Linked DNA regions of Homo sapiens: all the other regions are linked to region 1. Evidence: chromatin loops called from intact Hi-C (ENCODE). Cell type or tissue: K562. All regions are shown on one strand. Links, peaks and the distances in the headings refer to the core of each region. The heading gives the core; the rest is flanking DNA.

Region 1 (10,245 bases), core at 1,231-9,230:
AAAGGAAATGTGGTACATGTACACAGGGTACTATTCAGCCATAAAAACGAATGAGATCCTGTCATTTGCAACAATATGGATAGAACTGGAGGTCATTATGTTAAGTAAAATAAACCAGGCACAGAAAGACAAACTTCACATGTTCTTATTTGTGTGTGCTGAAAATTAAAAGAATTGAACTCATGGAGATAGAGAGTAAAAGGAAGGTTATCAGAGGCTGGGAAGGGCAGTGGAGGAATGAGAGGGGAAGTGGGTTACTGGGTACAAAAAAAAATAGAAAGAATGAATAAGACCTAGTAATTGAGAGTGCAACAGAGTTACTATAGTCGAAAATAATTTAACTGCACATTTTAAAATAGCTAAAAGAGTATAATTGAATTGCTTGCAGTACAAAGGATAAATGCTTGAGGTGACAGATATCTCATTTACCCTAATGTGTATCAAAATATCTCGTGTACCCCATAAATATACACACCTATAATATACCCACAAAATTAATTTTTTTAAAAAAGATGAAGGCTTGAATTAAGAAACCAAGAGTGAGCAGGAGGAGGTAAGTGAAACTACTATTTTTTTTTTTTTTTGAGACAGGGTCTTACTCTGTTGTTGCCCAGGCTGGAGTTCAATGGCACAATCTTGGCTCACTGCAACCTCCACCTCCCAGGCTCAAGCCATCCCCAACCTCAGTCTCCCAAGTAGCTGGGAATATAGGTGCACGCCACCATGCCCAGCTAATTTTTCTATTTAATGTAGAGACGAGGTCTCACTATGTTGCCCAAGCTGTTCTTGAACTCCTGGGCTCAAGCAATCCTCCCATCTCAGCCTCCTAAAGTGCTGAGATTCTGTGCCTGACCTAGAATTACTTCTTTTAAGGTAATGAAGATGACATGGATAAAAGAAAGCAGTATAGAGTTACATCCTAGATTTCTGGCTTGACATCTAAATTATGCCATTCACTGAAAGGCAAAAACAGGTCAAAGAGTGAGTTTTAGAGGCTAGAGGGGAAATAGGAGGTTTAGCTTGGGACACATAAAAGATGCCAAGTGGACATCTACTCCCACTCCCATCCCACAAGAACCCAAGTTTTTGTGAGACAAGTTTCATGGTCTCACAAAGGAATGATGCGGCAGATTGAATTATAGTGCATTAAGAAGAGACAAGTAAGTAAGGGATGCAGATAACAGTGTAGATCATTGTGGTCTTTTAAGATCTGCCAGGAGGTACAGGATGGAGAGAAGCTGTCAGATTTATATATCAGGGACATAGGTGAAGCAGTGTGGTTGGAAGAGAGGCAGAAATTGAAGCTGTATCTGCATAGTGTTTACTATGATACTAAGAAAATGTACTAATTGTTCAGTAAAAAGGGAGAGGGAGAGGACTAGTTAGCAGAACCAAGGGATAGTTGTTGGCTGATTAAATATTTGCTGGTCAGTTTAAAATGAGATGACTTGAAAACAAATGTATATATCCTCCCAGCCTCAGCAGACCACATGGAAAGCGTAGCTGGAAAAGGTTAGTATTAAAAATAAAGTTGCACTCTCCTCTCTTCCAAACAGAGAGAACCGAGAAAAGGAAGAGGATCATGGAAGTAAAATAGCATCCCTCCTTGTCTCACATGTCAAATTATGTAGGCAACAGAATTCAACTGAAGAATGACACGATGTCAGAAACTTTCATAGGACAGAAGAATTTAAAGCATACTTTGCTGAAAACTAATTCAGAAGTTTTGCTCCTTAGAAATGATATTTCCCCAGGGAAAGTATAGGTTCCTGCCAAGACAGAGAGAGCTTTTGCTTTCCCAACTAATGTTTTTGAGTGATCCCTCTCACTTTTCAACAATTATAATTTTGGTTTGGGTGTTTGAAATCATTTCAATCTGACATCTGGAATAATTACATAGCATTTCTAGGAAACCAGCTTTTTTTTCCCAAGAAAATTACATATAGTAACACATCTTCCTTGAAAATTCAATGCTTCAGATTCTTCACAATTTTGTACTCCACTAGAGAAAGTGAGCACAGCACAGTGGCAGGTCATCATGGTAGAGAGAGGATAGACTTTAAAATCAAGCAGGCTGGAGCTTGACTGTCAGCTCCATTAGCAACTAGCTGCACTGCTGCACTGCTCCAAGCCCCAGTAAAATGGGGCTCCGATAATAATCTCTGCCTTGTGGTTTTGTTGTCACGCTTAAGTGAGATAGCACATTCCAAGCTCAAATATGTGGTACATAGAACCTGTTCAATAAATGGAATCCTCTAGTACATAAATTACTTTAAAACAGTTGATAAGAAGTTAAGGTTATCAATAGTCTAGTAAATAACCACTCATTTTGATGTGGCTTTGGATGATGAGAACACAGTATCAAGAAACCTCTATAAATCAAAAAATGCTCTGTTGAATAAGACCATGACGTTCAAGACAAGCACAGATTATTATATTAGTAAATTGTATGTTTCTTATTGCTGCTGTAACAAATCACCACAAACTTAGCTGCTTAAAACAACACAAATGTATTGCTTTACATCTCCGCAAATCAGAAGCCCAAACAGGTTTCAATGAGCTACTATCAAGGTGTGGGCAGGTCAGGGCCATGCTTCTCCATGGGAGTTCCAGGGGAAAGTCCGTTTCCTTGCCTTTTCCAGCTCCTGCGGCTGCATTGCTTGGCTTGTGGCTCCTTCCTCCATCCTCAAAGCCCATCACTCTCATCTCTGCGGCCATCTTTTCTCTCCTACCCAGATCCTCCGGGCCTCTGTTTGATAAGGACCCCTGTGATTACATTGGGCCCACCTGAATAATTCTGGATACTCTCCCCATCTCAAGGTCCTTACTCATATCTGCAAAGTCCCTTTTGCCAGGCAAGGTAACATATTCACAGTCCTGGGGACCAGGACACGGACATCTTTGGGGTGGGGGAGCATTACTCAGTCTATCAAAAAAACAAAGGCGAATTACACAGATATGACATGTAGAAAGTAGCAGTTTGACAGTAAAAGGCTTGAAGTTTATTGTGGAACCTAATCTACACCACAAACAAAAAGGAAGTGCTGTGATCTAAACAGCAAATATGATACTGGAGTAAGAAAAGATGAAAGCTTTGCTGTTTATTTACAGCTGATTAGGACTTGAGGAGAGCTGCTATTACTAGTTTTATATAATGAGCTATGGGACAGACTCTAAGGAGAAAAAGTATAAATTACAAAAGTAATTGAGGAGGAAAAAAATAAGTCTTCTGAAAAAAATTAAGGAATTGCAACTGCATAGCTTGGGAGGGGAAAAATAGCATAAATCCTAATAATTAATTGCTAGGGTACAGGTGTGGGCCAGAGATAATTAGCAGGAAAGGTTGATCATGTGTTCTCCATGTTCACAGAGAGCTGACAAAAAGAGGAAATGAGCCAAACTGCAGTGAGGAGCTGGGCTTTTAAAAAAGGAAGTTCTTGACCATGAAGATCAGACTACCAAGGGAAGCTGTGTAATCTCCATCCTTAAAGAGCTTTAAAAATAGTATAAACAGCCATCTGCACAAGATGATTTATGCATTGACCTTCAGGAGGCGGGCCCAGATCATCTCATGAAGTCCCTTCCAAGTGTGGGATTCTATGATTTAATCAGTATGTGATTTTTCTCAGCTCTACATTTTGTGAGATAACCAGCAGATGGAAGCCACAAATTCCCCAACATCATACCAAAATCATGGTTCCTCACACTGGTAGGGCCCAGTCAAGCTTGCCAAATTGGCATCCGTTGTAAAAATCATTGAAGGACCCACCTCAAACATTTATTTATCTCCTTGTGGGTGTCTGGACCACCCATGTCCACAAAATGCAGATAATCTTTATATCGATTCATGTGCATTTCGCTCTGATTTAGCATAAGAGAAAGTTGCATACATTAAAAGCATTTGTCTGGTTGTGAAGCCTGAGACAGCAGCTCTCAAAAATATTATTAGAGATTTACAGACCCTAGTCTAAGCAGAAATGAGGCTGATTGGACACTTTCCTGAAAAAAAGTTTACAGCACACTTGGGCCTCAGTTGTTCTCACTTAGATAAGAGACATGGTTCTCTGTATATATTCGTTTGTTTATTGAACAAATATTTGGGCGCAAACTGTATTCTAGGTAAAGTATAAAGCATTGGGGCGGGGGGTACAACAGTGAGGCAAATACTGTTCTTCCCTCACAGAGCTTAGTGTCTCCTCCAAATAAACAGGCCATTTTGATGCCAAGCAATAAAAGCTACAACACAGTTACGAACAAGGTGCTATGGGATAGCATATGAAGAGCAAACAACCCAGTCTTAGGGGTCCTAAGAGGACTTTGGGAGGAAATAATGCCTAAGCTGGGATCTGAAGGATGATTCAGTGCTTCTGGGGGAGGAAGAGTGGTGGAGAAGTATTTCATGGAGAGGGAACGGTGTGGTGAGAAGCTGGTAGAATGCAGCAGTGTGGAAAGTGAGAAGCATTGGAATGTGGCTGGAGCATGGAGGACAGACAGGGAGGAGGGAGGGGGGCTGGGAGAAGGGAGAAAGCAAGGGCAAGTCAGAGATGAGGCTTCAGAGGTCATGAGAGGCCTCAAAAGCCATGCTAAAGAATTTGCACTTGATGTGCAGGTAATGAGCAGCTGTTGAATGATACAGATCAGATTTGTCCTTTCAAAATATTTATTAGCACACTTTTAAATGTAGAGGACAGAAAAACATTTACATTTGCTTCAGCAAAAGGAAAGGCTTATCTGAGGAATACTGGGAATCCAAGGAATCCAAGGAGTAACTGAGCATCCAAAAAGAGCAAAGCAACAGAGCTAGGGAGGGGGAGCACAGTGGTGCTGCCTCATTCATCGCCCGCTGCTGCTTCTTTGGGCTTCTTCCTCTCCACTTGCTCTTTCTGTTTCTCCAGCTTACACTAATGGACACCCAAAGCTTCTGAATTTTAAGCTCCCAGTCTTGACAATCCAGAGACAGACTGGCCCAATTCTCTTGTTTCCAAATTCAAAATTCCAAGGAAGAAGACGTATAGGCCCAGCTTTAGTCTAGGAGCTCATCTCTGGACCAAGGAGCTGGGGCCAGGAAGCTCTGTGCATTCCAACGGGGCAGCTGCTGCTGCAGCCACTGAATGGGAAGGAGAGTGCGTTCCCAGAGATGGAAGGCAGGGCTGCTTTCTAGATTAGCCACGCATCCTTGCAGCAGCCTCCATGGACTGATGGATGGGAAGACTGGAGGCACAGACCCAGTGTGGAGATGGCTGCGTGTGTATAGCTTGTGCCTGAGGCCAGTTGGGAGATGTGCAGTCTCCACTGAGACCAAGAACTACCCAACTGCACTGGCCACTGGCCCAGGGCAAGCTCTGGCTCTCCATTAGTCCCCATGGGCCAGAGGACAGGTTGCTCCCCTGGTGTTCTTTATTCAAAACTATAACTGCTGGCAGGCTCTGCTCTCATGTATGAATTTCCAATCAGCATGCTTTTACTCAAATTGTTCTTTTGTTTCATTGTGTTACTAAAAAAAAGTCTGACAGGTTGGCATGCTTGTTTATGTGAATGTCTGGAACTGCAATTTCTTGTATGTTCATGCAGGATCACTATATAGGCTACCGTTTATAATATTCTCGGAAACAGTCAGTATTTAAAAATATTTTCTTAAATTAGTGCTGAAGTGTGAGATGTAAACCTTTTTATTAATGAATAATTTACCTCCCTTCAATTCTCCATCAGGTTTAAATTTCTGCCATTAGACTCTACATAGAACAGTATGTATGCAATTACACGTTTAACCACTAGATGGCACCATACATCTTTTATTCTAATTATCTCAATAACTTAAATGGGATTTGCGTTTTTGTTTTTGTTTATTGCTTTCCACAGAGTTAATGATATTTTCGCACTGGTTATTGAACATTCATTAGTGTCACTACTTATTTGTGATACTGCCTTTAACCATATACTAAATTTTTAAGTGTGCTAGACAATATTTCCTAGGAATTTCTTTCCTTTATCTGTCAATCCTTACTATAAAACCACGCTGTTTTAATTATTTTTGTTTTACAATACCTTCTAAAACCTGCTGTCACCAGTATTCATCTTCAATTATGTTTTTGTTTTCAAAATATTTTTTATCCATTAATTTATCCAAATGAAATTTAGGTTTATTTAATCAGTTTTTTTAAAAAAATTCTACAATGGCACTTGTATTGGAATTGCTAATAAATTTAAAAATAGCAATAACAATAGATATAAGTCAATTTGGAAGGAAGTTCCAACTTTGCAGTATTTATTTCCTTCAGCAAAATGAATGCTTTGAAACAGTGATGTAGACAACTGCATATACATAGTTTTTGGCGTGTGTGTGTGTGTGTGTGTGTGTGTGTGTGCATGTGCAGAATAAAGTAATATATAGAGATATAGAGAGAAGCATATTCAAACATACATTATAAAAGATGAAAAAAATGGAGGGGATATTTTCACATCTAACTAACTATAGGTAGATTGGCTAAATTTATTATTATATAATTCAAATGGGATATTTTGCTCCATTAAACATAATGATTTCAAATGATATATACAGCATGGTAACATATTTGTTTAAAAAATAGAGACAGAAGAAAACGGGTAGTAAGCTAACTTATTCTCTCTGAGAGGTAAAATTATAACTAACTCCTAGTCACTTAATGCTTTTCAGAATTTTTTACATTTTCTATACTGACATGTATTACTTTCATAATCAAAAAAGAAAGGCAAACTTCTAAGCCTTTAAAACAGTTGAGCTTTATGGAAATTTCAAAGATATACCATTTTCTTATACAGATTGATTTATTGCTCAATTTTTCATAACAATTACTAATTCAATAAATACATCTAGTGATATTCAAAGTAAGGAGAACTTCCATAGCTAGGAGAGAAACTTTATGACCTGTGCATGTCCCCTGCTAGAGCCTCAGGGAGTTGATATTATAACATGTTGCAGGTCACAGTGGTTAGAAGTGTTTATGCAGGACCCTTCACCTCCACTTCTCTCGATATGTCCAACCTCTCAGGCTTCCCAGTCTTCGCCTTCTAGTAAGTGACAAAAATCAGAGCTTCTCAAACTTTCTGGTCTCCAGGCCCCTCTTAAAAATTGGCTATCCCCAAAGGACTTTTGTTTATCCAGGCTATATCGATTAACATTTAACATATCCAAAATTAAACAGAAAGTCCTAAATATTCATTTTATTGATTTAAGTTAAAAGAATAGTTCCATTACAAGTTAACATAAATAATACTTTTTATGAAAAAGACTGTGTATTCCAAAACAGGAAAAATAACAAGAAAAATGCCATTGTTTTACATGACTTAATAGAAGACAGGTGGATTCTCATGTTTGCTTCTGTACTCAGTGTTTATTATCATATTTTGCTATCATAAGTTATCTAGCCTCTGGAAAACTTCACTGTACACTCCCAAGACGAAAAGAGCAAAAACAGCAAATGACATCTTAGTATCATTAGGAGAATAGTTATGACCTGAAAAAAGGTCTTAGGGAACCCCAGGGGTTCCCAAACCACACTTTGAAACTAATTACTGAGCTGGATTAAACTAACTGAATTATCATCACTCCACATTCTTTCCTTTTTTTCTTTCTTCTCTAATATTCACGAGCTCAATTAAAACTGAAAAAAAATAATGGCGAGAATAAGAACACTAGCATGAAACAATGGTCCCTCATTACCCACTTGCTTGTGTGGAATGACCAGCAAGGTCTTTTTTTTTTTTGAGACGGAGTCTCTCTCTGTCGCCCAGGCTGGAGTGCAGTGGCGCGATCTCGGCTCACTGCAAGCTCCGCCTCCCGGGTTCACGCCATTCTCCTGCCTCAGCCTCCTGAGTAAGCTGGGGATGCAGGCGCCCGCCACCATGCCCGGCTAATTTTTTTGTATTTTTATTAGAAACAGGATTTCACCGTGTTAGCCAGGATGGTCTCCTGACCTCGTGATCCGCCCGCTTCAGCCTCCCAAAGTGCTGGGATTACAGGCATGAGCCACTGAGCCCAGCCTGACCAGAACATTTTAAGCCAGATCTGTATGCATTCTGGAAGTGACTGGGTTTGTTGAGGTCATCTCTACCCTCGTGCCACCATATATCACCAGCACTTCCTGGTTACTGCTTGTTAATCTTTGGAGATAATTAACTTATGTTTCACTTTGTCTACCTCTAATTCTCTCCTACTTATTAGTGAGTTCAGTATCCCTATAGCAGATCCTTTCCAATGTCTGTTCTCTCAGTTCCTTGGCCTCCCCACTTCTAGAGATATTGTTCTCCTCTTTACCTTGGCCACTTATTCCCATGGATAAACAATTGTACTTTTACCATAACTGCAAACCCTCCATAACATCAATTTTAAGCAGCTTACTATTCTGGTCAATAACTGCTATTTTTCAACTCATTTCCTGAACCCCAATTCCAATAGTCCCCCAACCTCACAAACAACTACAATCTGCCTGGAACTCTCTTCCCTAATTAGTCACTTGGCTCAATCCATCCTGCCGTCTTCAGTCTATTGATCCTGCTGGTTTTCCTTGCAGCCTCACTTACTTCCTCATTATCTTGCTTAAATTTCATGGTCACTCATTATAATCACTCCCTTAAATTTGCCCCCAACTTCTCTGCCTTACTTTTGTTCATCAAACTCTCTTGGATAAAGCCAAACCCTAGTTAAATTTGACATTCTGCCTACACTGTGACTACACTCACACAAATGAATATATCTAGAGAAAAATCCACTAACGACATCAATATAGATTCATGATCATTAACATTACCAGGGCGATTAACACTGCCTAGCAATTGTACTGTATTTCCCTAGATAATTTACTGTTCTACTCTCCTATGTGGTTATTTCTTACCTTCTCTCTTCTCAGATTCCAACACCTCCTCCCCCATCCTCATTCCCAGCTTATGGCTTTGCTTCCTGTGTAACTAAGAAAACTGAAGCCATCAGAAGACACCCTCCATGTCCTCCCCTGATGCATGTGTGTACACATGTTCCAACTCTCTTCCTGCGATATAGTTGAGCCATCCCCATTTCTGAAGGCCAGCCCCTCCAGTACAGCCCTGGATCCCCTCTGCTCTAACCTACTCAAGTCATTGTTCCAGCCATTTTCTTCTCTCCTCTCTCATCAGTGTATCCTCTCTTTTTTGTCTGTATTGTCTGGTAAAACCTTTCATCATCCTATTGTCTTTGTAGCTAATGCCCATTCTTTTCCTTACCTTAAGAAAAAAAAGTAACAAAACAAAACACAGCTCTTTGAAAAAGCTGTTTATCATTGCCTCTAATTTAGCTGTTCCTGCTCTCTGTTGAACCTACTCTAATTGAAATTTATTTCATTTTTTCCCCCAATTTGCTCCTATCAAGCTCACCAGTAACTTCCACATTGCTAAATCCAGTGCTCAATTCTCAGGCTTCATCTTCCTTGAAAAGAATTTGACATTTGACAGAATTTTTCACTCTCTCCCTCTTAGAAACTCTCCTCACCTGGCTTCCAGAATATGTTGCTGTCTTGGGTTTCCTCTGTGTGACAGCTATGAAGGAAGAAAAGAGCAGAGTGTTGGTTGGAATTGCACAGGTCTCCGTATTCATTAGGAGATTAGGTCAGAAAGAAAAGCAGTTGAAGAGAGAAGGCTCAGGTGGCTCACTTGGGACTGAAAGAGAGCGAGAAAATGACCTTTGCATGACGTGACAGGAAGACATTGAGCCTGATAAGATCATCTCAGTGAGCAGATGGATATTGACATTCAGCACATCAGGTCCTGAAGATCAAGGATCTAAGCAAAAAGCCAAGAGATGCAGCAATGACAGGGAAGGGTAAAGATAAGGGTAATAATATCAAAAATCCCAACTTCAGCGTGGTAACCAGATTGTACTAATGCATATATATGTACTACCATGCATATATTTACTGTCTAACTTTTACAAAGTGTTTTCACATCTATTAATTGATTTCTTCACAGTATCCCTAGGCAACACAACTATTGTTATCCTAATTATATAGATGAAGAAACTGAGGCTTGCAGAGGTTAAAACAACTGTCTAAGATTATACCAGGAATTTTAACAGAGTTGGGACTAGAAGCCTGATCCAGAAAAATCAAGAAGCAGTTCCCAGGCAGTTTCTTTCTAACACAGAAATCCTGGGCAACTGAGTCAGAAGCATCTGATGGCTTGGTCCAGAGAGACCAGAGAATCAGCATCAGATCTTGAGACTGGGTGCCAGGTATGGAT
Region 2 (10,245 bases), core at 763-8,762, 900 kb after region 1:
TTAATGGTGAGTGAATGTGAAGGCCTAGGATATTACTGTACATCACTGTAGACTTTATGAACACTATACACTTAGGTTACACTAAATTTACAAAAAAAACAAAATGTGCTACAATGTAACAACAGCTACCTACAATGTCACTAGGGTGATATTAACTTTTTTTTTTTTGAGACCGAGCTTCGCTCTTGTTGCCCAGGCTGGATAGAGTGCAATGGCATGATCTTGGCTCACCGCAACCTCTGCCTCCCAGGTTCAAGTGATTCTCCTGCCTCAGCCTCCCGAGTAGCTGGGATTACGGGCATGCGTCACCACGCCCGGCTAATTTTGTATTTTTAGTAGAGACGGGGTTTCTCCATGTTGGTCAGGGTGGTCTCGAACTCCCAACCTCAGGTGATCTGCCCAGCTCAGCCTCCCAAAGTGCTGGTATTACAGGCATGAGCCACTGTGCCTGGGCTGATATGAACTTTTAAGTACCATTATAATCTTATGGGGCCATCATTGTATATGCAATCTGTTGTTGACTGAAAATGTCATTTGGCACATGACTGTATTTCCAAGTATAACTCTGTTTCTTCCCACTAAAGTAGGTTTTTTGAGGTCTTAAACTGTTTTGTTTCCTTCTAACTCCAGACCCTTGCCCAGTGTCTGGCACATAGTATGCCCCTAACAAATGAATTCTGAATGAATCTGTAATCTCTCCCCTACAAAGCCTACTATAATAATCAACATTTACCAGATACTCTATGACTAGGAGTGCTATAGTAATTGTCACCAAGCTTAATTGTTTATCTGGATTTCTTTAGCCTCTGAGGTTCTTAAAGTCCATTAACTCTCGAGTAGTCATTTTCCCTGGCAGTAGACTTGAAAGTGGTAGGAAAGTCTAGGAAACAGTACTGTCTTTGTAGATGACATTTGCTACTTGCAAATAACAAATCAGGAAAACCAACTGTTGAGGTAATCAGATTCTGTAACACCCGAAGAGGAGAGACTTATCAAATGATCTTCACAAGGAGAACAAGGTGAATGCTGGAGAATCTGCTGCTGCTGCTGCTAATGGAAATGACTATTAACATTAATAGCACTTCCACATGGCATGTACTATTATAATAATTGTATGTACATTAATTCATATAATACTCAAAGTAATCCTGAGGCAGGCACTATTATTATCCCCACTTTACATGTGAAGAAACTGGTTGGAGAGGTTAATTCAAAGGCCACACAACTATTATAGTAAGTGGTAGATCTGCCACTGGAACCCAGGCAACCTAACTGTAGATTTGTGCTCTGAACCATTAGGCTAAATTGAACATGTTGGTTTCTATATATAGAGAGAAGTCCCCAAATTGACAGAAATGTGCTTTGAATTATTTTTCTAGCAGTTGATCTATCCCCGCTGTGAACAAAACGAGGAGAAATCAAACAGCTCTAAAAAAACAGATATTTTCTTTCAGCAAAGCTAGCTGGCATAAAACTCAGCCACATTAAAATAATCTGAGTTAATCTGCTCAAGCAGTGAGAGTTAATATCTATTAAAAAAATTTAAACCTTACATTCCTAATGCTACTAGAAATCTAAGCTGAGACAACTTAAAACTCAAATGAGATGCATGAAAGCACTTGTCATCCTGACACCATATTGAGAAACATGATCAGGTGAGCAAATAGCTTTTCTATTTTGTCTATTTTAAGACTACTTAGCTTTGCAAGGAAAAAGTAAAATGGGAAATATTTTTAGATTTCCCAGTTTTAAATACAGGCTATCCATTTAGTTACTTCTCAGTATAATCACGTTGTATATTGACAAAAGAAAAAGACCTCATGGTTGTTTATTACCCTTCTCATGGATGTTTGTTACCCTTAATCCTATATTCTTCCTTCCCAATCTCTACTGAAATTGGACACTCCTTTATGAACCAAACAGTACTTTATTTGAAGCTATGGATAAACATACATTTTATCTTTATCATTTCTTAAGTCTACTGCCATATGTAGATGAGTAGAAAAAACAAAGTAATAATAAATAGGAAATGTAGAATTCTACTAACTCAGTATTTTCAAATGAATCATATCTGGTTATTTAAAAGTAAAAATCAAATTTTAATACAAAATAACATAGGGACAATACACGTACTCTTCCCAGATATATTGTGCAAATCATATTCAAAATAGTTCTTCTATATTTTTATACAGTGTAGCATACATACTTGGAAACCCTGAATAGGCATCTTTTCAAAAAATATTTTTTCCTTTCTCCTTTTGATATACCACTGTCAGAGTATAATATTTATTTTGGTTTCTCTTTGGACCCCAGCAAAACTTCACTAGAGTCTGTAGCACAAAATATTTTGAGAATAATGTACTTATTATTTGTGACACTGTTAATATAAAGCATAAAAATAAGGCATCAGGAAGCAGTTTTAGTGGAGAAGAAATTGAAGTTAAATACTCAGTGTTCTAGCTGACAGACACATACTCAGATTTAGACCTGTGCAATTTAAAAATGGTCAAAGTATTAAGCCATTGATAATGAGATAAGTTTTCTGTGTAACAAAGAATATATCACCATTACAATGCCTTGAAAAGATGTTGATGTTCAAAAAAGCATGTTTATGAATTCTAGGTACTACATCTCCATAGCTAGCATATTTTAAACAGAAATAATTCATTTACTTCAGAGGTACCTAGTTATCTTTAGTCCATACAAAAGATCAATTTCTCATGAAAATGACAAAAATTAAGGTGAAGAAAAGAGTTGTTTTTGGGGAGGTGGGGGAAGGGAGAGAAAGAACCAAATTATGTCTGTCTACAAAGATTATTTTGTTTCTGTAATACCACATTGTGTAACTTTTCTGAAAATAAAATGGTAGTAGTAGCAAAAAGTGAATTTACACTATAAAATGATTTTAAATAGCCTAGATGTAAGAGCTGCAAGAAATGGAAAGTGATCTTTAATTAAAAGGGTGTTAGTCAGCAAGACTGCAACATCTCTCAGAGTGAAAACTGTAAATCACATCCTTTGGGAATTGTCTGCAGAATAGCTCAAATCACAAAGGTAAAGGAGAATTTATCATTATAAATGATCAGTTTACCTTCCTTTTGTTTGCAGAAGTGTTTGGTTGCCAGACCTAATCCCTTAGATTTTGCTATTCATATAGAACTACTGAAGCAAACACCAGGAAGCCAGTCTGGGGTTTTAGGAAAGGGTACAGCATTTACAAAACATACTATAACACATATGTAAAACAAATGTTCCTTCTAAATTATATTTTATACTAAATGTGTATTTTGTGCATTAAACACAACTAGCACTCAGGAAATTTGAGTGCCACGTTTTTATTCTTGAACCAAATGAGTTCAAAGAATTCTTGAGCCCAGGAGTTCAAGGCTGTAGTGCACCATCAGGCCTGTGAATAGCCACTGCACTCCAGTCTGGGCAACATAGCAAGATTCTGTATTGAATTAAAAAAAAAAGAACATTAAAAAAACATCTATCCATAGTGTATGTAATGCACTTTCAGGCAGAATTTACAAACAAACCTGATGTTATAATTTTACTTAGCTCATATAATATGGTAGTGTGGCTTCAAGGTCACTTATTAACATAAAAGTTAATGTTTAATAAGGTCCCCCAAAAAACAACTGAAAACTTTCAGGGATATAGTCTGTATTTATTTTGTATTTTTTTAAGGTGGGATGTCTCATTAAGATAATTAGTAATTATGTCTTTCAATTTAATCTATATAGTACCATATACAACAAAGAGAAAAAAACCAACAATTACACATGTAATACATTACAGAACTTACACAGCATGTACACATTCAAACATACGTGGATGAGGGGTAAATTACAGATGCTACACACTTAATAGGCATTCAGGAATATTTTCACATTCAAAAGGAAATCAATTTCAATCAAGCAAATCAATATTACTGTAAATTAAATTAAATCTTACCAGTTGCAGTGTCTGGTATATTAAGTTTGCTTAAGTGGTCTTTCTGTGCTTTTGCTAGCATGCATATTTTATGAAATTCTTCTTTCAGATCCCAGAAAGTCTTCTCTATATTACCCCTAAAAAAAAAAATCAACATTTTAAAATGTAAAGCTATAACTTCCAAGTTTTTTAAATAATCAAACTTATGTAGTACCATTTTATGTGCCACAAAATAATTATTTAAAAGTAAAAAAAAATTATTTTAAATTCCTAAACAATGTCCCCAAAATCAGCTTGTGTTTGTAGAGGGCCAGGCACAAAGTAAGTGATAAATTAAAAGTTTTAATACATAAATATAGTATAGTCTAGCATATCTACTTATTCATATATACACTAATGTTGGCTGTCTTATTCTCACATTAGAAATTTCAATGCATTGACTTTTGTTCTCTGCAAATATCTTAAATAGAATATTAAATATTCCTCATTTTGGTAAGGTTCACATTAGGAGCCATCCATATAAAGAAATACGACCTTAACACTTGGTCTATTGAAATAGTAGAGCTTTACAGAATTCAAGTTTTAGATTCAGCTCTGCTATTAACTGCATGACTTGTTTAGGTCATCTTTAACATGTAGGATTCTGGGGTTGGTCACTTCCACTTATTCTAAAAGGCTATTTTTTTTGCAATTGTTAAAGCTTAAAAAAAACAAATATAAAATATATTTCAGTATTGATAATTTTTAAGAGTTGAGAAAAAAGGATGTAGAACTACCTTTCATGGAGCAAAGGACTGCCAAGACTCCTTGCTGAAGTTTCTTTTCTAGGAGAAGAAACCTCTTGTCTTCTTACCTTAAACATACAAAATGATTACTATTACTACTTTAAATTGCTCCCAAATTCAAATGAGGTCGAGTAAAGAGAAAACACAAAGGAAATTTTATTTACCTTCCCTACTGAAAAATAACTTGAGACAGCTTATAGACCTATATGTAATATACAATTGATTTTTTTCTTTAAATGAGAAAAATCAAGGAAAAAGGAAAATGAAGAAGGAAAGTCTGAAGAGATGAAATATTTCTGGTAACTTCAATTACTATTTCCGGTACTGGTAATTCAAGAAATTTCTCAAATTCAACTATTGATCAAAATTGCTGCTCTGTTCACCAAGCACCTCATACGCTCAGAAACTTAGGGGGAAAAAAATCTATGTGTCTACTTCTTTTGATATTCAGTAAAAATGGCCTATATATTTAAATCAACGTGTTTGTCTTTTGTTATAGATTCTTTGCTGAAGAATGCAGCTGTATTAAAGGAAGAAAGAAAACCAAGCTACAGCTCCTTATAATTCAACAAGCATTTAAAAGATTTATAAAGATGGTGCAATTATGTATTTAAGCTGCTTCAACACAAGTTCTTGCCTTTCACTCCCACCCTGTGGCTTACACTGGTATTACATCTATTCTGACATTTAAAAATCAACATTAAAGAACATATTGTAATAATGTATTCTATGGTTTAAATATTTAAAAAATTTTACATCATACCTAGAAAGTGTTGTGTACTTTCTAAAGCTTATAAACTGAAAAGGATTTGAAGAATCCTAATACAGAATCATAAGTTATAATTCATCCAAAATTGTATAGTTCTTAAATTTCAAATCCAAACCAGTGGATATCTGTCTTTAGTGACATTTAGATTTTATTCAATTAAGGTCATTGTAGCTATTATAAATGGAAGATTTTACTTCATTGTGTCTTATCACTGAAGTACTTCACTCTTGCTTTTCAAAAGATTTCTTTCAATTTCTTCAGAGTCTTATTTGTTCTCTAAGACAAAGACTTGATTTCAGTTTGTTTTTCTTAAAATTAATATCTTCTCCAATTTATTTCCCAGTTTTTTCTAAATAAATACTTTAAATATATAGAGTATTATTTTTATAGTATCTCAGAATTAGTAAAATAAAATCTTGCCAATACAAACAATTTGTGATTTTATACATTATATTGTCAGACTGAAGTAAAATAAAGATTATTTTGTTGCTGCATATCATGTGTTTGACAAACATTCAGGTCATATATTCTTCTGGATTAAAACTGCTGTATTGAGCATTATAAGGCAGTCACATCAGAAGATATTTTCACATTCACAGTTTGTTTTTAAAAGTGGTAGACAAGGTTTTTCTATGGTGTTTTGTACAATTAGAACACTCAATGGATTTTAGTGTGGACTAGGAAGAAAGGCAACATTTTAAAGCTAGCCAGCCAGTCAGAACACTACAAATACGAAAACAAACTTTTAAAAGATTTTATTATTAAGTCTATATCAACAAAATCAGAGAAGAGGTATATTAAGAAAATACTTATATTTGATAATTTAATATGTCAAACAAATCATAAAATAAGTGATTATATATTAAATGGAATGACCTCCTTATAGTGAGCCAAGATTGTACCACTGCACTCCAGCCTGGGCGACAGAGCAAGACTGTCTCAAAACAACAAAAAACAAAACAAAAAAAAGAGTAATGCCCTGTAGTTTTAGCCTAAAACTGGAGATAGTTACAGAAAGTGGTAAAGATAGTGCTCCAAATTCCAAAGTCCTGACTTTGACATAAACTAGGAATGACTGCTTCTGAGATTAAAGAAGTATTAAAAAACTAATGGGGATGAAGAGGGCTGAAGGAAAAGATAGGAAAAAAATGACAAACCTTTGTCTCGCTTGGTAAATAATTGATGCTAACTTACTTCTGTGATGTTTGGATTTGATAACTAGTGTGGGTGAATTTATCAAGAAAAGATTCCTTTGGTGTATTGGCAGGAGGTAAAGGAGGACTCCTTAAGGAATTCCTATGACGTATCTAAACTAAGGTCTTCAGCTTCTTTGGGGTTAGAAACACAGCTCTGCTTACTATTATTTTTGTTTTTATTCTTATTGAAAAAAGTATTACTGGTTGTACTAGGCAATACACTGCACCTTTTATCATTCATGCCAAATAAAGCTGTTAGTATATTTCAAATGAAAATTCTGAGTTCCCGGTACCCAAGAAAAATCTTCAGAAAGGCACCTCTTAACATGTTACTTGGGGGAAAAAAAAAAAAAAAGTAAACGGTTTTCTGACAGACATTTTGAAGTCGGGTTTATTTAGAATGGGGCATAACATGTTAATGCTATTTTCCATTATAGCAGTCTGATACAACTTTCTGAAAACAATCATTAATTTTTCAAAGGATTTAGGATTAGTATAATCAATGGCAACTTCAACACTTTCCCAGAAACTCAGACTTTTTTGTCAATGCATTATCTTAATAAAGATTAATCAGTTTGTTGAGCATCTCAGAGAGTAAGATAACTTGTATTTTTCTTTCTATTCTCAAATATAATCCAAGTGGGCTCTGTACTGCAGGAAGATGAAGTTGTAACTTCAAATAAGAAAGCAAGGGAATTTTGAACATTATATTTTAGGAGATTTTAAGCATTAAATCATTCAAAAAATGAATTTATTTTGAGGTACTAAAACTTAAAATACTTAACATCATAAACTGTTCCAAGTACTAGTTTGGAAATGCTGAACTTGTGGAATGAATGCTGAAATAAGAGTTTTACACATCATACTTTTCATATACACTTCCAGTATGTCGCTGGGTAAGTCATTCAACTAAATCCATTAAGATAAACACATCTGAAACAGTTGGAAGATGTAAAATGTTTCCTTAAATTTCCTATGTGAATTGGGAGAATTTTGATTTAGTGTAAGTCAATTTAAGCTTCTCCCTAGATGGGTATTATATCAAAAATATATGTTCAAGGGACAGTTGAATATGCAGTGATATTTAAGGAGGAGAAAAAAAAGTGGTTAATATTTCATTAGTCCAAATCAGGCTTTATTATTGATGCAAAAATAATCAAAAATGTTTTTGTTTCCCATTCTAGGATATGTTAGATATCAACCTCTCAAAGAAAGAAATGTACATTTTCCTTAACACCTGCTTTTGTTATAGTTGATACTAAAAGTGAAATTATTTTATTCCTTTTATAAAAAATTGGAAAGATACAGAAAAGAAATAAAAATTGTCATTTGAAACCATATTTTTTCTTAAAAATTTTAAGCAATTAAAGTCAGCAAAATAAAATTGAGTTACAGAATTTTTTTTTCCTTTTTTGAGACAGAGTCTCGCTTTTGTTGTCCTGGCTGGAGTGCAGTGGCGTGATCTTGGCTCACTGCAACCTCCATCTCCTGGGTTCAAGCAATTCTCCTGCCTCAGCCTCCCAAGTAGCTGAGATTACAGGTGCTCGCCACCATGCCCGAGTAATTTTTGTATATTTAGTAGAGACAAGGTTTCAACATGTTGGTCAGGCTGGTTTCGAACTCCTGACCTCAGGCAATCTGCCCACCTCGGCCTCCGAAAGTGCTGGGATTACAGGCGTGAGCCACCGCGCCCAGCTGAGTTATGGAATTTTTAAAGATAATTCTGACTAAACTCTTTAACAAGATGTATATTCTCTCATATGTATGTAAGAAACCTAAACTTTAAAAGGCTTCTATTAAGTAAAGAAGGTTAGTTTTCAATGATACATATTTCACTTAACTCCAGTGTTCATATCAAAGACTCCCTTTAAACTTTAGTTACGATCCTTGCATGCAAAGGAATATTTATTTTTAGCTAGCTTAGGCAACTGAGTGTAGTCAATGTTTTATTTCGTTTCGGGATGAGGCTAAATAGAAATATGCTTTTAAAACAGAAACGAGAATCCTTACTTGGATCAATGTAAACCAAGAAGTAAGCCAAGGTGGGATGGGATGGATTGGTAGAGGGAATATAAACTATGGAATAGGTATAAATGTTAGCTTGATAAAATTCACTACAGAAAAAGGAAAAGTAAGTAGTAGGAAAAAAACTGAAAATAAAGATTCATTTGTCACTTAGATTTTTGAGAACTAAGAATGAAATGTTAAAGGAGGAACTGAGGTTGAATATTTCCTTACCAGTCTACATATACTGAGACAAAAGATGTTATAGTGAAGTCAAGCACTGGATACAGCTGAATCAGGGAGAAAGTGAAAAAAGGGCTGAGACAGAAAAAGATTAAGGTATAAAACAGGACCAAAAAAAAAATTACAAAAAGATATTTGATAAGAATAAACATAAAAGAATAGTACATAAAAGTTTGAGGATAAAAGATAAAAAAATAGAATATTGTATTTAATCTAAAAGAACTTACGGCCATATAAAATCTATGGTTCTCTCACCCTCATTAACATTCCTGAAAATCTAGCAAAGCAAGAGAAACACAAATCCTAGGAGCCTTGTCTGTTCTGTGTGATACAGTGTGCTAGGCAAACCCACTGCCAGTGTGGGAACAACTCCAGGGCAAAATGGGATCCATCCCAGAGTTCTGAAGGAAGTGGCAAGAAAATAAACAATATAAAAATAAAATTAAACACCCTAATTACTTCCAAGTTCTTTATTGGGTTGTGGTTTAACATAACCCATCCCCACAATCTCTACTGATTCAATGCTACAATAAAACATATTGTTCAGAAAAGGTAAAATCCTTTGCCAGTACTGCCACAATTACTGTAATTTCAATTCTATCAAAGTTAATTTGTAGAATGAGATGAATACTTTTCTACTATCTGTCTTCTAAGTCTTTCACTTTGTATTAGGTACCTTTTGCATATATCTTTCTGATTTCTTTAAAGGGAAGAAATATTTAATTGTGGACATGCTTTTTTAATGCAAAATAGAAACTGCATAACTTCAGTGAGCAATTTAATTAAGATTTCTCACACTCCTTTCACTCTTTCCCCAAACACTACATTTAAAATGAACTGATCTGTGCTGTGCATGGTGGTGTGCTCCTGTAATCCCAACTACTAGGGAGGCTGAGAGGGAGGAGTTTGAAACCAGCCTGGGCAACACAGCAAGAACTCATCTCAAAAAAGAAAAAATGAACTGATTTGGAAAAATCCTTTAACTACAAATTTAGTGTTATGCCACTACACCATGAAGAACAGAAGCTATCTTCTTGAAAATAGCTATTATTTAAGCAATTTGCATGTATTACTTATTTAACTGAAATCACAAAAGCTGCTTATTTTGAGATGGAGGTCTTGCAACGTTGAGCAGACTGGAGTCAAATTTCTGGACTCAAGCAGTCTTCCTGCTGCAGCCTCTGAAGTAGCTGGGACTACAGGTGCACGCCACTGCACCTGGCAAGCCACAAAATCTTCTGAATTACGTATTTAATTATGATTTTTAAATTTGCTTTGAAGAGATCAAATAATTTGTGTATAGTTTGGCAGG
Region 3 (10,245 bases), core at 683-8,682, 840 kb after region 1:
CCCTGTCCCCAGAGGTGGAGTTTACAGAGGCAGGCAGGCCTCCTTGAGCTGCGGTGGGCTCCACCCAGTTCGAGCTTCTGGGCCACTTTGTTTACCTACTCAAGCCTCAGCAATGGCAGATGCCCCTCCCCCAGCCTCGCTGCCTCCTAGCAGTTGGATCTCAGACTGCTGTGCTAGCAGTGAGTGAGGCTCCTTGGGCATAGGACCCTCCAAGCCATGCGTGGGATATAATCTCCTGGTGTGCTGTTAGGACCGTTGGAAAAGCAGGGTATTAGGGTGGGAGTGTCCCGATTTTCCAGGTAACATCTGTCACGGCTTCCCTTGGCTAGGAAAGGGAATTCCCCAACCCTTTGCACTTCCCTGGTGAGGCGATGCCCTGCCCTTCTCCGTGGGCTGCACCCACTGTCCAACAAGCCCCAGTGAGGTGAACCCGGTGCCTCAGCTAGAAATGCAGAAATCACCCATCTTCTGCGTCACTCAAGCTGGGAGCTGTAGACTGGAGCTGTTCCTATTCAGCCATCTTGGAACCTCCTCCACTTTATTTTATCCTAGATACAAGGTCCCACTCTCTCACCCAGGCTGGAGTGCAGTGGTGCAATCATAGCTCACTGCAGCCTTGGTCTCCTGGGCTCAAGTGATCATTCCACTTCAGCTTCCGGAGTAGCTGAGACTGCAGGTGTGCTCCACCATGCCTGGCTAATTTTGTTTGTTTGTTTGTTTTTGGTATTTTTTGGTAAAGACTGGGGTCATGCTATGTTGCCCAGGATAGTCTCAAACGCCTGGGCTCAAGCAATCCTCCCACCTCAACCTGGCTTGCACTTGAATTTTTAATATGCATATTTAATGTATCAATGTCTAAATTTAATCAGTATCTCTCTCATTTCTGCCTAAGCAGGAAACTTAAGATGCTAAAAACTCCAATAAACTTCTCTTCTATCTTCCATATTATTGTTCTCCAGTTCCATCTTGCTTTTGAAACTCTCATGGTTAATCATTATATTTATTTTTTGTTTGTTTTTTGAGATGGGTCTTGCTCTGTCTCCAGCCTGGAGTGCAGTGGCATGATCTCGGCTCACTGCAACCTCCACCTCTTGGGTTCAAGTGATTCTCCTGCCTCAGCCTCCTGGGTAGCTGGGACTACAGGCACACGCCACCACGCCCAGCTAATTTTTGTATTTTTAGTAGAGATGGCATTTCACCGTGTTAGCCAGGATGGTCTCAATCTCCTGACCTCGTGATCCGCCCGCCTTGGCCTCCCAGAGTGCTGGGATTGCAGGCGTGAGCTACCACTCCCGGCCATTATATTGATTTTTTCAGTCAATGTTAGACTTACACACATGATTACTGATTTCTTTGCTCACCATTGTTTCTTGCATATGGACTTTATTGCCTTCTTATTGAAATACGTCATTTATTAGTGCTTTCAGTGAAAATCAGTGAATAGTAAACTTCTGTTGACTTTGAAAATATATTTTCTCTCACTCTTGTATGATAATTTAACTAGCTACTACATTCTAGGTTATTGGTTATTTTCCCTCAGAATATTAAAAATATTGTTCTGTTGTTTTCAGTCATTTATTTTTGCTATTTTTTTTGTAGGTACTCCATTTTTTTTGGTTGTTGATTTCATGGTAGTTTTTTTGTTTGTTTTTACTTTTGAGATTTTTGCCTTTGAATTTAGTATTTGGAGTTTCATTTTGATATAGGTATATCTAGCAATATATTCATTTTAATTTAATTTTTCAGATTTCGGTGCCCTTCTTCAGTTTGAGGAATTCAAGTATTTCATCAATTTCAAAAAAAAAAAAAAAAAAATTCTCAGCCATCTTCTTTTCTTTGCTTCCCCCCACTTCTCTCCACTCCTTTCATCTGTAACTAGTATTAGAGATACACGGTTGGCCCTTGCTCAGTGGGAGTGGAAAGGATTAGGAGTACTGAGCCCTGTGCAGTCTAAAATCTGTGTATAGCTTTTGACTCTCCCCAAATTTAGCTATTAATAGCCTGTTCTTGACCAGAAGCCTTACCTATAACATAAACAGTCAATTAACACATATTTTGTATGTCATATGTATTTTTTTAAAGATGGAGTTTTGCTCTTTCATTCAGGCTGTAGTGCAGTGGTGTGATCATACTTCACTGCAGCCTTGAACTTCTGGCCTTAGCAATCTTCCTGCCTCAGTCTCCTGAGAAGCTGGAACTAAAGTCGCAAGCCACCTTACCCAGTTGATAAATAATCTTTTGTTTGTTAAACTGCTAAGATTTTTGAGTTGTTTGTTATGCAACATAAGCCTAGCCTCTCCAAGGCTTGCTTAGTGTCCCCCTTTTCTAAAATATTGCTTAGTATCCCCCTTTTCTAAAATATTCTTGCTGGGACTCTGACTGGGAGCCTTCTATCCCTCAGAATCCCTGTAGGAAATAGATATGTATTTAAAAGACAGTTTAATGAAGACTTCATTAAGAGATGTGGGAAAGTTTAAAGGAACTCAACAAGGGAAAGTGTTAGGAAGGAATTAGGTTCCTTGAATGGTAGGAAGCCATTACTACCCGTAGACTTAAAAGGGCAAAGGAAGTAGTTGTTACCAGGACCTGAGAGGAAATCCATAGCCACAGGCTCTGGGCCATCTGACAGAAACTATGGCCTTAGTGGAATCCAGACATTCTCAAGCTGAGACCTGGCAGGGAGAGAGCCAGAAAAATGAATACACTAATTCAAGCTTGTCCAATCTGCAGCCAGGAGGGCTGCACACAGCCCATGGCAGCTTTGAATGTAGCCCAACACAAACTCACAAACTTTCTTAAAACTTTTGTGATTTTTTTTTTTTTTTAGCTCATTAGCTATCATTAGTTTTAGTGTATTTTATATGTGGCCCAAGACAATTCTTCTTCCAGTGTGGCCCAGAGAAGCCAAAAAATTGGACACCCCTGTGCTAATTTCCTTCTTTTCCTGCTCCCTTACTTCCTGCAATTAGCCAAAGCCAACCAGAAGCCAGAAGGCAAGGAAGTCTTTAGAGGCCAGCCTTTCTGGGTAGAGAGCAGAGTGGGGAAGGTGAAGAACAAATGTAGAGGGGCCAACAGAAAAAACATCCAGTGCAAGCCTCATCAAGTCTTGACATATCATGCTCTAGAAAATTAACTCAACAAATGACATCTAAGGAGGAATTTCATGGCCCAACCACACTTGACAATCACTTTGAAAGTTATAAGGATTAGGAAAAATGCACTGATTTTAGGGGACCATGCTGGGATATTAAATCAATTTAGGGGACCATGTGTGTCTTCCCTAAGATTAGTTAAAAATTACTTTAGAATTAGTTAAAATTAAAACTTTAAAAATAAAAACAGGAAATGGGTATGTTTACATCTGAACTGAATAAAATTTAAAAATAAGATGATCAATGCATTTTATCTTTAAAATCGTGTTCCTACCGTCGCCGTAAGTTGTAATTTTGGACATCCAGCAAACTTCCCACTCTAGTTTATTGTGAGCTCTTTCAGTACAGAAACCTAATCTTAAAACCCTAGTATCTTGCTCGGTTCTCAAGAAGTAGAGTAAATGAATGAATGAATGTTAACCACAAAAAGATTCTGCAGGATGGATAGTGAAGGAATTTATTTCATAGGTTACTTGAACAGAGTTTATATCTGTGCTGTAACAACGCAGCCCTGTTTTGAAGGATGCACACAATTGTTGGAAGCGGGAACAGAAGTTTATTCTAGCGTGCCCCCCTCCCCTTGTTGTTTTTGTTTTTCTTTTAAGAATAATCGGTGAACTCAAATGAGTGAGTTATGTCATTATAGAGGTAAATTTATTTCTGCTATAAGTTTTTGAAAAATTATTTGCAAACTTTGCTGCTCTTTTCGTTTCTTTCTTTCTTTTTTTTTTTTTTTGACAGAGTCTCACTGTCACCCAGGTTAGAGTGCAGTGGCATGATCTCAGCTCACTGCATCTTCCACCTCCCGGGTTCAAGCAATTCTCTTGTGTCAGCCTCCCGCGTAGCTGGGACTACAGTACAGACGCCCGCCACCACACCCAGCTAATTTTTGTATTTTTAGTAGAGATGGGGTTCACATCAGCAGTGTCACTGCCAGGAAGGAGGGTCATGCTAGCCATGTCACCGGTAGTGTGGCCCGCAGGGACGCCGACATGCTGGAGTGTAGTGCCAGCATGGGCTCTGGCAGCCACGTGGGCCAGCAGGAGGGTCCCGCTGCATAGCTGTGGGGTGAGGATAGACTGGGCGGTGATATCGGCCATTACAGGGGCCTCTTCTGCTGGCAAGAGTGTGACAGTAGCAAGTGGATGGACAGGCCTGTGTGTGAGGATGGAATGCAGGAGGGGCTTTTCTGCGGCTGGGTGTGGGGCCCTCACCAGAAATGTGGAGAAATGGCCAGGTAGCTGCATCATGTTGGCTGGTAGATTGGCCAGGGCTTCGAACTGAAGGACAATAACGGGGAGTAGCTGTCAGGCCCTGGGAGTGTCTGAGTGTAAGTGGAGATGGGTTTGGGGTCACTGAGGGATGCGTGGGAGCCATCCCTGTATAGATACAGGTCATAGGGAGATAGTCTCGTGAGGCCTGTGAGTGTCCAGGGTTCCCCTGTGTGCCTGGGGCTGACTGTGGCAGAAATCTGGGGAAGGCTGGAGAGAAGCTGGGAGACACAGGAGAGTCCCTGAGGCCTGGGGGTGAAGAGTTGAAAGACATAGGGGAGGAGCACCGTGAGGCTCGTGAGTTTGTAGGTGATTCCTGGGTGTGGAGGGCTGACTCCAGCTGAAATCTGGGGTTGTTTGGAGAGTAGCTGGGAGACACAGGAGACTCCCCGAGAGCTGGGGGTGAGCTGCTGGGTGATGGCAGTAGGAACATGTGGTATATTATTGATGAACGTGGTGACTCTGAAGAATCCTCAGAGGAGGACACGGGAGAGCCCAATGGCTTCATTGATTGCCCATCACGGAGAGGACAGGGAAATGGGAGCTTGTGGGATACTGGTGATGACAGAGGTGAGTGTGGTGAAGCCCTAGGGGATGGTGAATGGTAGCTCCGGATCCCTGGTGAGGAGCTTCCTCTTAAGTCTGAGTATCTGAGAGGGGAGAGGGAGAAGCTGGGTGAGGCTAGCATGGATCTTGGGGAGTCCGGGCTGGGGGACCGTTCATAAGAAGAGCCAGACAAGACCCTACTGTTCTTAGGTGCAGACATGATTAGGAAACCTGCAGCTCCCAGGGACCCCCACTAATTTTCTAACCCGCAGAATGAAGGAGTGTGTGTGTGTGTGTGTGTGTGTGTGTGTGTGTGTGTGTGTTTGTGTGTGTGGTGTGAGGTATGTGCTCCTTAAGAAAATGGAAATAAGCCAACCAATGAGACAGACAGACAGACAGACAGAGATTCACTTGCCCAAGTGTTCTGTCCTGTCCTCTGAATCCGCTTCCAAGTCGCAAGACGCTGTGAGCTCCAAGTCCACGCAGAGTCCGCCAAACGCTCCGGCCGCTGCTCCGCTCTGCGAAGATCTGAGTACAGGCCTGCCAGGGTGGGTTTAAATAGCCTCGGGCGCAGCCTCGCAGCAGAAAGGGCGGAGCTTCACTCCTCCTTTCCACCAGTCACCCCCAACTTTCCCAGGCTACACCTCGTAGGAAACTGTTCTCCTGATTGGATTTCATGCGCCACCTTTGGGACAATCTAAGACCTTACAAGTTTTCTTGGCCAAATATATTATGAATTAAATGCACTGAAACACTGAAAACCAACTAGTGGTTCTGTGGTTCCCACGTTGTGGTTTTGACACCAGCAGCATCCTTGCAACCCTCAAACCCCGGAGATCCACAGATCTGTGTTGTAACAAGCCCTCCCCCTGACCCTGATGCATGGCAGTTTAAGAATTACCCGTGTAAGCGAAAAGACTTTGAAGAAGAGGTGGAGATATGCGTTGTATAAACATTCTTTTGCTCTGGAACCCCGTAGAGACTTGGGAGCCAGTTGGGTGGAGCATTCGTTGGATGAGGGTGCTCAGGTTAGGAATATCAAGGTGTGGCTCCAGATAATTCAATCATCTAATTAAGTTTCCTGTTATGCTAATCTGTTTTAAAATTCCGTTTGTGTAAATTCTTTTACTCAGACTGAGAATGGCAAAGCCTCAACCCCAATTTCCAGGGAGAGTTGAGAGCCTCAGGTTGAGCTGATCACCAATAGCCTATGGTTTAACCCATCATGCCTATAGAATGAGGTCTCCATAAAAACCCAAAAGGACTGGGTTTAGAGAGCTTCTGGATAACACTTCCTGGAAGGCAGTGCGCCCCTCCCCACGTGCCGGGCCCAAAATTTTTTTCTGAATTTTTTTCAGAAAAATACAATGGGAAATGTCAGTGTTTCCCTGCGTGCTGTGAGCTCTTCCAGCAAATGAATGCAACTAAAACTGGGAGTGGTGGAAACCTGATTTATAGCCAGTTGCTGAGAAGCACAGGTAAAACAACGTAGGGCTTCCCATTGTTATTAGTGTGGGAGGCCAGTCTTGCGGGACTCGGCCCTTTGGAATCTAATGCTGTGTCCCGGTAGATAGCGTCACCGTTGAATTCGAAGACACACATATGTTGGGAATAATTTTTCTGGTCATTTGCTGCATGTCTTATTTACAATACGTAATCAAATTCTTTATCCTGACCTTATGGCACCTGGGTTGAGAACCATGATTTGAACCAAAAATTGGTCTGTCACTTTCTGAGTTTGAAACTTTGTTTTGCCGTTAGCGTTTTGCTATTGCTTTCTCGTTTTCTTTTGTTTCGTTTTGTTTCTAAGTTCTGGGGTATATGTGCAGGATGTGCAGATTTGTTACTAAGGTAAACGTGTGCCATGGTGGTTTGCTGCACCTGTCAACCCAACACCTAGGTATTAAGCCCAGCATGCAGTAGCTGTTTTTCTTAACGCTCTGCCTCCCAAAAGGCCCCAGTATGTGTTGTTCCCCTTCCTGTGTCCATGTGATCCCATTTTTCAGCTCCCATTATAAGTGAGAATGTGGCGTTTGGTTTTGTTTTCCTGGATTAGTTTGCTGAGGATAATGACTTCACATCACCAGTGTTTTTGTTTTTTATTATAAAGAGTAGTATTTTATTGAATAAGATTTACTCACAGAAAAATAAGCTTTAATCTACAATGAATGCCAGACTCTACAGCAGAAAGCAATTTTCTCAGTTTTCCACACACAAAGGTTCCTACTAAGTGAAAAAAGCCATAAAATTTCATTCACAAATGTACTACTCTGTCTCAAAACATTTCACATAATCATGCACTGTACTAATACCATTAGATCAGTTCTTCAGTCAGGTTAAAGTATCCCTCTAATAACTGATTTTTATAATGCTATCAATATCCACGCCCTATCAGTCTGCCATTGTTAATGGTGTACAGCATTATTGAATACAATGGAATTGATGAAGCCCATATCCACGGACAAACCGTGACTTATGATGGTTTGGTTTATGATTTTTCAACGTTATGATGGGTTTATTGGAATATTAGATGCGTTTCTGAGTTACACTGGGTTTATGAGCATGCGACCCTATACTCCAGAAACAGCTGTATAAAGAAAAACAGGTGTGCCTAATTAAAATATACTTAGTGACCTGGGATAAACCAATAGATGCTTACAACTGATGGAGAACCATGAAAGAGAGATAGCGGTAAATAATTACAATAACACAATTTTCCAGCACCTGTCGAGGATTCCCCAAAAAGACGCAGAACGTAGGATGCACCTAAGGCACATGAAAGAGAGAGGGCAGAAGGAGTAAGAGAGAAATAGGAAGGAAGGAAGGAAGGAAGGAAGGAAGGAAGGAAGGAAGGAAGGAAGGAAGGAAGGAGAAAACACCCAGTGTTACTAAAACCCCAAAAAAATGGTTTCCCCCTGTGGGTAAGGCTGCAATGTGGATGAATCTTGAAAATATTGTGCTAAAAGTGTTATGTCAGTCATCAAAGCTCACGTATTATGCAATTCCGTTTATAGGAAATGTCCACAATATGGAAATCTATGCATATGGGGTTGATCGCTCTATGCAGTTGTTACCTAGGGCTGAGGGTCAGGGAGAGGGTTTGAGACAGAATGAGGAGTGACTAATGTTCACAGGGTTTTTCTCTGGTCGGGGGTGATAAAACGTTCTAAAATGGATTGTGAATTAAAATTGAATGTGCACAACCACAAGCATAGTAAAAGCCCTTTCTTCTCTTTTATTTTTGTTTGTTTTTTAGAGATGAGATCTGTGTTGCCCAGGCTGGAGTGCAGTGGCATGGGCGGGATCATAGCTCACTGCAGCTTTGAACTCCTGAGCTCAAGCAACTCCCCTGACTCATCCTAGCTGCAATTCTGTAGCTAGGACTACAGGTGTGCACCACCACCCCTTGCAAATTTTTTATTTTTGTTTTTATTTTGTAGAGATAGGGTCTCACTATGTTTCCTAGGCTGGTCTCGAACTCCTGGCCTCAAGCGATCCTGTAGCCTCAGTCTCCTAAATTGTTGGGATTACAGGCATGAGCCACCATTCCTGGCCTCTTATATTTTATTATTATTATTTTGAGACAAAGCCTTACACTGTCACCCAGGCTGGAGTGCAGTCGCGGGATCACGATTCACTGCGGCCTCAAACTCCTGGGCTCAAACAATCCCACCTCACCCTCCAGAGTAGCTGGGACTACAGGCGTGTGCCACCACACCTGGCTAATTTTTTGTTTATGTTTTACAGAGATGAGTTCTCTCTATGTAGCTCAGGCTGCTCTTGAACTCCTGGACTTAAGTGATCCACCCTCCTCAGCCTCCCAAAGTGCTGGGATTACAGGCCTAAGCCACAGGCCCATCCACTTCTTGGCCTCTTTTATATCTTTAACCAGTGAAGATTTAAGATCAAATACTGTTTATTCTCTATTAGTAACATACTACTTTTGGCAAATCTCACAACCATGGAACACCAACCAATCAATTTCAACATGGAGGTTAAGAACAACTGCTCTCCAGCTTGGGCACATAGCCAGATCTTGTCTCTGACTTAAAAAAAAAAAAAAAAGCAAGGAGCAGTGGCTCACATCTGTAATCCCAGCACATTGGGAGGCCAAGGTGGGAGGATCACTTGAGCCCAGGAGTTTGAGGCCAGCCTGGGCAACATGGCAAAACCCTGTCCCTACCAAAAATACAAAAATTAGCTGGATGTGGTAGCACATGTCTGTAGTCTTAGCCACCCTGGAGGCTGAGGTGAGAGGATGGCTTGAGCCAAGGAGGCAGAGGTTGCAGTGAGCTGAGATGGTGCTACTGCACTCCAGCCTGAGTGATAGAATCACACGCTGTCTCACAACAAATAAATAAATAGCCAGTGTGGTGGCCTATACCTGCAGTCCCAGCTGTTCAGGAGGCTGAGGCAGGAGATCGAGGCTGCAGTGAGCTGTGATCACACCACTGCACTCCAGCCTGGGCAGCAGAGCAACACCCTGTCTCAAAAAAAAAAAAGAAAAGAAAGAAAGAGAAAGAGAGGGAGGGAGGGAAAGAGAGAGAGGGAGGGAGGGAAAGAAAGAAGAAAGAAAGAGAAGAGAGAGAGAGAAAGAAAGAAGAAAGGGAAAGAAAGAGAACAACAGCTCTGCGGCTTACATAATTTACATTGTTAAAATATTAAGTGTGAAGTATGCAAACATGAGAGCCCATGTGCTTAGTTTATAAGACGTAGGAAAAGATTTTGAATGATCAGTTATGTCTGTGTTCTGCTGAAGAAAACTATAATCTAATTCTTGTGACAGGACCTACTGTCATTTATGATAAGAATCTATTTATAAAACATTTACCTAGAGATAGTTTTTTTTCTCGTTTTATTTTATTTTTCTAAGACAAGGGCCATATTCAGGTAGAATTACTTACTTTAAATACTTTTAAGGGTGGATAAAGAGGGATTGGTTAATGGGTGCAAAAAATGCAGTTACGTACTAGAAATGAGATCTAGTGTTAGGTGGCACACTAGATTGTTATTGTTAACTATAGTAGCCATAGTTAACAATCATTACTTTGGTTAGCAATAATTTATTATATATTTCAAAATAACTAGAGGAATGGATGTTGAATGTTCCCAAATAAATAACAATGTTGAGGTGATGGATATCCCAGTTACCCTGATTTGATCATTACACATTGTATGTTTGTATAAAAATACATGTACCCTGTAAATATGTACAACTATTATGTAGCCATACAAGTTAAAAATTAAAATTATAAAATGAATTTTATGATGATAGA

The links. Hi-C counts contacts between places; a loop is a spot of excess contacts. Peaks named below come from ENCODE experiments on the same cell type or tissue, not always from the same donor. Only the 100,000 strongest peaks of a DNase experiment are listed, where the experiment ranks them.
Region 2: it touches region 1 in a loop (7-fold over the local background); 12 of 110 quality-filtered maps call a loop at or near these places.
Region 3: a loop joins it to region 1, with 8 times the contacts of the local background. A loop is called at or near these places in 2 of 110 quality-filtered maps.

What each region holds. Positions count from the first base shown.
Region 1 is chr2:162,119,534-162,129,778 of GRCh38, reverse strand. The region is part of intron 1 of LOC101929532 (a long non-coding RNA gene); the gene reads right to left. Among named protein-coding and RNA genes, the nearest start is that of GCG, 28 kb to the left of the region's middle. In K562, for the core only: a CTCF peak has its summit at 5,768 (motif pointing right); a DNase peak (open chromatin) is centred at 5,738.
Region 2 is chr2:161,218,459-161,228,703 of GRCh38, reverse strand. It overlaps TANK (TRAF family member associated NFKB activator), which reads right to left. Exons shown (of 8, transcript NM_001199135.3): 5 at 4,713-4,789; 6 at 3,958-4,073. PSMD14-DT (PSMD14 divergent transcript) reads left to right here. Exons shown (of 4, transcript NR_110593.1): 4 at 5,221-5,446. Among named protein-coding and RNA genes, the nearest start is that of LINC01806, 21 kb to the left of the region's middle. In K562, for the core only: a CTCF peak has its summit at 5,376; a DNase peak (open chromatin) is centred at 5,363.
Region 3 is chr2:161,276,486-161,286,730 of GRCh38, reverse strand. No RefSeq gene overlaps it. Among named protein-coding and RNA genes, the nearest start is that of PSMD14, 27 kb to the left of the region's middle. RefSeq lists silencers at 4,159-4,453, 6,299-6,593 and enhancers at 4,260-4,760, 7,050-7,685, 7,686-8,322. In K562, for the core only: a CTCF peak has its summit at 5,653; a DNase peak (open chromatin) is centred at 7,970; H3K27me3 peaks cover 566 bases.